2 separate regions of the Homo sapiens genome follow, and region 2 is linked to region 1. The links are chromatin loops, found by intact Hi-C in ENCODE. Cell type or tissue: PC-3. All regions are shown on one strand. Region 1 overlaps KLHL13 (kelch like family member 13). Region 2 overlaps KLHL13 (kelch like family member 13).

The links. Peaks named below come from ENCODE experiments on the same cell type or tissue, not always from the same donor. Only the 100,000 strongest peaks of a DNase experiment are listed, where the experiment ranks them.
Region 2: it touches region 1 in a loop (5-fold over the local background); 2 of 110 quality-filtered maps call a loop at or near these places.

Annotation. Positions count from the first base shown.
Region 1 is chrX:117,994,874-117,998,873 of GRCh38, forward strand. The region is part of intron 2 of KLHL13 (kelch like family member 13); the gene reads right to left. Among named protein-coding and RNA genes, the nearest start is that of KLHL13, 120 kb to the right of the region's middle. In PC-3, a CTCF peak has its summit at 2,221; a DNase peak (open chromatin) is centred at 2,248.
Region 2 is chrX:118,065,426-118,069,425 of GRCh38, forward strand. The region is part of intron 1 of KLHL13 (kelch like family member 13); the gene reads right to left. Among named protein-coding and RNA genes, the nearest start is that of KLHL13, 49 kb to the right of the region's middle. In PC-3, no CTCF peak of the experiment used is centred here; a DNase peak (open chromatin) is centred at 1,706; H3K4me3 peaks cover 302 bases; H3K27ac peaks cover 2,856 bases.

The DNA.
Region 1 (4,000 bases):
AGTGAGACTTCATCTGTATAAAAAATAAAAAATAAAAATAGCAAGGAGTAGTGGTACATGCCTGTGAGGGACGCTGAGGTGGGAGGATCACTTGAGTCATAGAGTTCAAGGCTGCAATGAGCTATGATGGTGCCACTGCACTCCAGCCTGGGCAATAGAGCGAGACTCTGTCTCTAAAACAATAATAATTATAATAATAACATAATAAAAATTAAAGTTAGTTGGCTTGAACATAAAACAAAATGTCTCTTTGAAGCTGCCATTTTTCATTCATTTGTGAACTGCCTTCATGTGTCATATCAGTACCATCTTATTTTTTCTTTAAAACTTACATTTATCTTTAAAGGAAAACTTATTACTGCAAATAGGAAACTAATAATTTCTCATAAAAAGAAGACAATTGTAAAAATACATACTTAACTCCTGTAATAAGAAATGCTTATGCACAACCTAACATCATCCTATTCCCCATAAAATGTCACACATACCACACTACTGGGTAAGTCTTATTTTTTCCATACTGAGGTGAAATCCACATAAGATAAAAGTAGTGATTTTTTTTTAATTTTTTATTTTACTTTAAGTTCCAGGATACATGTGCAGAATGTGCAGGTTTGTTACATAAGTATACATGTGCCATGGTGGTTTGCTGCACCTATCAAGTAAACAATTCAGTGGCATTCAGTGCATTCAGAATGTTGCGCAACCACCCCCTTCTATCTTGTTGTGAAACATTTTAATCAACTCCAAAATAAAACCCATACCCATTAAGCAGTTGCTCCCCATTCTCTCCTCCCTGCCCCTAGCCCCTTGCATCTGCATTCTGTCACTATGGATTTATCTATTTTAGTATTTCACATAAATTGAATCATATAGTATCTAATCATTTGTGCTTGGCTCCTTTCACTAACATAATATTTTGGAGGCTCATCCACCATTTACTAGTATATTAGAAGTACTGATACTTCTAATATACTATATGGCTGAGTATTCCATTATATGTACATACCACAATTTATTTACCCATCCATCAGTTAATGGGCATTTGAGCTCTTTCCACCTTTGGGTATTGTGAATAGTCCCTCCCTGCACATGGGTGTACATTTGTTTGAGTACTAGTTTTTAATTTGGGGGGATATGCACCTAGGAGTTTCTGAATTTCTGGGTGAACATATGATAACTCTATGTTCAACTTTTTAAGGAACCTCTCAGGTGGACTTTGTATAGCACACTTTGTGTTTCAAAAAAGCACAGGATTGAAAGGTTTCACACCAGAATGTGTGTCTCTACACATCTGACATACAAGGAAAGAGGTTCATTCTCATCATACTTATGAAAATACAAATTTCAAATACTTTCATCAAATTTGTGTGATAGTTGTTTTCTTTGCAGTTGGTCCTTCTGTAACAGTAGCAGATGATTCAGACAGTTTGCTAAATTTGGTCTTCAAGTTTGTCTAAAGCTACATGACTAACTTCATCAAAATCATCCCCTAATAAGATTTCCCTCACAGTCTGCACCTTTACATTTTAAAAATTCAATTTTTATCCATTGATCCATACTGACCTCAACAACAAAACAAAAAAAGAGCATAGAACCGATTCCAATTTGCAATTATGTATGTTATAAATACTTTGTATATTTAAATACTACTATTTTCTGGTAGAGTGTTGCTGTATCTATGAAAAGAATGCAGCAATACATTCTTGGGCATGCCTGAACACTGCACCAGTAATTCACTTGGTCTGGGTGAGGTGTTTTTACCTGCATAGTCTTAACTTCAGTAGTATCTAAGAAATGACAAGTGTGATATACCAGGCTTTTTTTCCTAATCAGCGTTAAAATAAGTAACAAATATATTCAAATTGTGTTAGTCTGTCTATTTCTACGGGTACATATACCACCAGTAGCACGCACATAATACTTCAGAAAACACTGATCAAATCATAGCCTATTTAAAAAAAAAAAAAAAGCTACATGTGCTATGCTCACATATTATTTGCCAAAGAAACAGGACATTTCCATCTCATCTGCAAAAAGATAAAGTATGGATTCATCACAAAATATTCAAAACTAAAGAAGGGTTCCTAATAAATCTGAAGACTCATCCATCTTGACTTTCTAAGATAAAAAATTAAGTGTCTTTGGTGGGCATCTCATAGAATCCAAGCTATAAAGACAAATGCTTTCGGGAAGACTCATACTCACTTGCACTTTGCAACATCTTCCACTGGGAGATGCACTCATCCTGTGATTTGACAGGATACTTTGCATTCAAAGCGTAACCACCTCTAATTTAAATAGTATGCTACATTTTTTCATAAAGTATGCCATCTCCTAGAAGCCTACTGACACACTCTCTTATGGAAAAAAAAAAAGAGACTGAGTCATCAATTTTTAAACAAAACGTTTCCCTTTTTAAATATAGAGATTATCATATATTTACTCTAGTTCTCAGGTGAAAAGTGTTCAACCATCTTTTAAAATGTAGGTATCCATGAATGAATATGAAAATAGAAAATACCTGAAAAGCAACATAATGTTCTATCTTGTAGATTTTACTGCCACTGAGTTTTCACACATAACTGGAGGTAAGTTTCAATTAAAAATAAAACAAATGAACAAAAATCTGTCTTCAAGCAAAATATTTTGAAATCAGTCTAAGACATAAAATAATTTAAGAATATAAGGATGAATGTAAAGATTCAATATGAGAATATATGTAAAGTACGTATTGCAAGGCTCATTTGTGCCACAAACATTTAATAAATTGCAGGTAAGGTCCTTCAAGGTCAGATGATTCTCCTTGGAAATAATCCATGAATCCTCAGACCACAATTAAATTCTAATTTTCAGGGCTCCTGTTTCCTCATTTGTTCCCCTATTTTAGCACCCAGCACATTCAGTCTTGTCTAATAATTCTATGTATTGATGTATCTATTTTACTAGTTTGTAAGTACCCCTGAAGGCACCCACAAAGCTCTTAAAATAAAACATAATTGAACATTTGAAAACATAGAAGAGAAAACTATTTAATAAACACAAGTAATATCACCACTTTGTATGGTACTCTACTAATTACAAAGCACTTTCATGTCCTTGATTTCATTAATTTATGATCTTTTATATCGCTGCCTCACCAAGACAGAAATTGAGACGCAGGGAAGCCAAAAGCAATGCTGGGGTTGGAAACTAAGTGTATGAAGGCAAATAGATGGAGAAGGAGAGAAGAGTGAGAACTCACAGTTAAGGTGGTGGGACATGAAGATAGAGAAAGAGAGACAAATACATAGGTACACAGAAACCCCATGGGAAGAACAGCTAAACTTCATTGGATTTTGAGACATTTCCCTAAAAGATATTTGAATTTTTTCAACTACAGATACAACGATATCATCTCTGAAGAATTGGCTTGCCAGTGATACATGGTGGCTCAGAGAGATCTTTAATTGGTTGCAACTGTCTGGGTCTACTCAGGAGAGAGAAACCGCATAGTAATTTGAACAGGGAGAGTTGTACATAAGAAATTATTAACTATGACAGAGGGTTGGAATAACAGGAAATTGGAGTAATGAGAAATTGGCTAGTAATAAGTAAAGAGATTCTAAAAAAAAACACAAGAATCAAAGAATCACAGATATCAGGAGCAACTACCCCTAGGGCTGAGAAAGAGCACCAAAGAAAGTGACTTCTGCTCAAGGCTGAGATCCAGACATTATTGGAGAGGGCACAGCCACAGCACAATGAAGGGTAGAGAAGCTGCTGTGGTGCTCATTAGCTGGAATCTGTCAGAAACCCACCCTTTGTGACATGCTCAAAATACACCTTCTGGAAAGTGTCCTACCAGAAATACTCTGCTATAAAACTGTCTCTGGGGGCACCATGAGAAGCTACTGACCACTGGGTAAAGAAGCTGAGCACTGGTGAAGATGCTCAAAAAACAGCCTGCTGAGCAAGCACACAGGGAACCATGAAGCAAAACCATATAAATGCTATGTAA
Region 2 (4,000 bases), 71 kb after region 1:
CTAACTACCTTTGGGCCATGCTGATTAGACCAGAAGTGGAACTTGTCCTAAACTAATTATATATACTATCTCTCCTGGGAATTGGAGCAGAGCAATTCTAGTCTGGCCAGAAGTAATCCCAGGGTCTCAGGGCAGTCATATGCACAGAGAAATCAGAGAAAGCCAGTCTTCAGAAAGACAGAGGTGTAAAGGACTCACATAAAAAGAAACAGAGCCAACGTAGCCTGGAACACAAATGATACAAGAAGCAAGAATAGCTTCCAAAGTTACTGAGCCCTTCTAGCTTCCTGCCCTTGGCCTCCCTAGGCTCCATTAGGCTAGAGCAAGCTCCAGTGTGTTTCTGCTACATAGAAGTAAAAGAAACTCAACTAAGACAGGAATAGGTAATGAAACACAAATACGGAAGAGTTATAGCTCCTCCAGGGCTGGACATCGCTATTTTAATAGATACTAAAATTCTACAGTATCACAATAAGTTCCTTCTATTACTCCATTTACTGTTTTTTTTCTGACAACATAGCTGATAGTATATTATCTAAAAATTTGTAAAGTCATAACAAAAATTAAACTGTGCTTAGAGAAAAACCAAGTAGAATTGTTACAAAGCAGACAGAAAAGGGTAATGACAGGTAATATTTATTTAGTAGTGGAGGTGGTGAAGATTGTGAGTTCCAATTCAGGAAGATAGTTAAGCCAGTATGCTTTTTAAATTATCTGGAACCAGTCATGAGACATGAAATCTGTTTAGTGGGTCAGGACAAGTGTTTATTTTTAATGAAACAGAACTACAGGGGTAAAATAGTAAAAATAAATATTGGTAAGTATTCTTTCATGAAACGATTTGCTCCAGATACTACACACTTTTAAGTCACTAAATTATGAAATCAACTATAGTTCTAACTTCTGGCCAGGGTCAAAAGAGCTTAAATGTCACTAACAATCCCATGCTTCCAAAATACCAACTGGAGGCAATAACTCCTAGTAACACATTTTCATAACATATTTATTTTATGAGTTAAACAAATAAAAGTATTCCTAGCAAATAAATCTTATTTGCTTTAAGTTAACTCAAAGTGGATCACAGATCTAAATATAAAACCCAAAAATATACAACTTCTGGAAGAAAAGATAGAAGAAAATCTTCAGGATTTTAGGTTAGGCAAAGATCTTGTAGCTATGAAAAACATGATCTACGAAAGAGAAACCTGACAAAATGATCTTTATCAAATTACAATATTTTGTTCTGAGAAAGACTACCAAGAAAATGAAAGGACAAACCACAAACCAGGAAGAAAAATTGCAACCCACACATCTGATGAAAGATTTACATCCAGAATCAATAAAAAAATTACAACTCTACAATGAAAGAAAATCTAGTTTTTTTCCTTAATGGGCAAAAATCTGAACACATACTCAAAGATATATGGAATAACAAATAAATATATGGAAAGATGCTCAAAATCATTAGTCATTAAGGTACGTGCCCATGAACACAATGAGACAATTCTTTATTCTTCCCATTGGTATATACATAGAGAGTTTCCAATAGTTTCTCATTGTAAGTACAGTCATGCATCACTTAACAATGGGGATAGGTACTCAGAAATGTGTCATTAGGTGATTTCATCATTATGCAAACATCATAGAATACACTTACACAAACCTAGATGATATAGCCTATTATATACCCAGGTTATACGGTATAGCCTATTGTTCACAGGCTACAAACCTCTAATGCATGTGACTGTACTGAATACTGTAGGCAACTGTAACATAATAGTCAGTATTTGTGTATCTAAGCATATCTAAACTTAGAAAAGGTGCAGTAAAAATACAGTATAAAAGATAAAAAATGGTACACCTGTATAGGGCACTTAGCATGAATGGAACCTGCAGGACTGGAAGTTGGTTGCTCTGAGTGAGTCAGTAAGTGAGTGGTAAGTGAATGTGAAGGCCTAGGACATTACTGTATACTGTTGTAGACTTTATCAACACTGTACACTTAGGTAAACTAAATTTATAAAAAAATTTCTCTTTCTTCAATAATAACCTTAGCTTACTGTAACTTTTTTTATATGCTTTTAAATTTTTTTTAACTTTTTGCCTCTTTTGTAATAACTTAGCTTAAAACACATTATACAGCTGTAAAAAATATTGTATTTCTTTATATCCTTATTCTATAATCCTTATTCAATTTTTACTTTTATTTTACTTTTTAAACTTTTTTTTAACTAAGACACAAGCACATAGGCCTACACAGGGTCAGGATCATAAATACCACTGTCTTCCACCTCCACATCGCATCCCACTGGAAGGTCTTCAGGGGCAATAACGTGCATGGAGCTGTCATCTCCTATGATGATAATGCCTTCTTCTGGAATACCTTCCGAAGGACCTGCCTGAAGCTGTTTACAGTTAGGTTTTTGTATACATAGAAGGAATATACTCTAAAATAACAATAGAAAGTATAGTAAATATATAAACCAGTAACACAGTCATTTATTATCAAGTATTATGTACTATATATATAACAGTATTGCTATACCTTTATACCACTAGAAGCAGCACAGTGGGGTCGTTTACACCAGCATCACCACAAACACGTGAAGAATGCTTTGCACTACAACATTAGGAGGGATCTGACTTCACTAGGCAATAGGAATTTTTCAGCTCCGTTATAATCATATGGGACCACAATTTCGTAGGCAGTTAATCACTGGCCGAAAGGTTATGTGACACATGACTATAATATCGCATTCTTATTTACACATCTCTGCACACACACAATTTCTGTTGGATCCAGCCTTCAGAACAGTATCACTAGAAAAGCACAATGGGTAGAGAGGAAGATGGCCGACTAGAAGCCCCTAGCCCTCCTCCCTTCCATAAAGACAAGCAAAACAACAAATAAACAGCTATATTTTAATGAAAATAACTAATGGAGAACACCAGGGTGCGTCAAAGGAGTAACACAAACCTTGGTGAGCACAGAAACTCAGGAGAGTCACATAAAGAACGGAAGGAAATACTAGGACTCCATCACCCCATCCCCCATGTGAGATAACCTGGGAACCAGAAGGAACTTCTCTCTATGGTGCAAAGGTAGGCAAGAGGATCCCAGCAGCCCCCATCAACCCTTTGGATACCTACAATCCTCACTACTGGGGTCCCCTGCAGTCCTCACTAGCATTAAGCTCAGCTGAGGGAGCTGCCTAGAGACCACAAAGCTGTGCTCCCCCCACAGATAAGAAGCCAACACTGTGCCCCACCCCAAGTGGCCCACAGGGCTACTGCACTGAGAGCTAATGCTAGAGTATGTCTTGCCCCAGGATGAGTACGAGTAGTCACAGCACATCTTCTTCCCTGAGACTAAACTGCCCTCAAACCACCCCTGCTTAGTGGCCCTATATCCTCAAGTCCAGCTGTGAACAACTGTCCCTTCCCTGTGGGGCCAAGAAATGGTGGAACTGCTCCACCCACTCCTTCCCCCATCCCCTCAGGCAGAGTTGAGGCTGCGCAGTCCCTCCTGGGGAACCCATACTTTGGCAGAACAGCTCCATCTTCTCCCAGCCATGCCTGCACCCTGCCCCTAGGGACCTGAGCTGAATCTGCACTCTGCTGCTGAGCAAACAGCGCTTTGGTGGAGCCCTGCATCCTGGTGAAAACAGGGCCATCCAGAAGAGTCACACACACACACACACACACACACACACACACACACACCCTCACCTGAACTGAAACTGAAAATTGCCCCCTTGGGAGTTGGTGCCTTTGCTGAGCTGAGCAGCTGCACATCCCTTCAGGAGGTATTCCAGAAAAAAAGCATTGTTACCATAGGAAATGACAGCTCCATGCACGTTATTGCCCTGAAGACCTTCCAGTGAGATAAGATGTGTAAGTGGAAGGCAGTGAAATTGATTATCCTAACCCTGTGTAGGCCCAGGCTGATGTATATGCTTGTGTCTTCGTTTTTAACAAAAAAAAGTTTAAAATGTAAAAA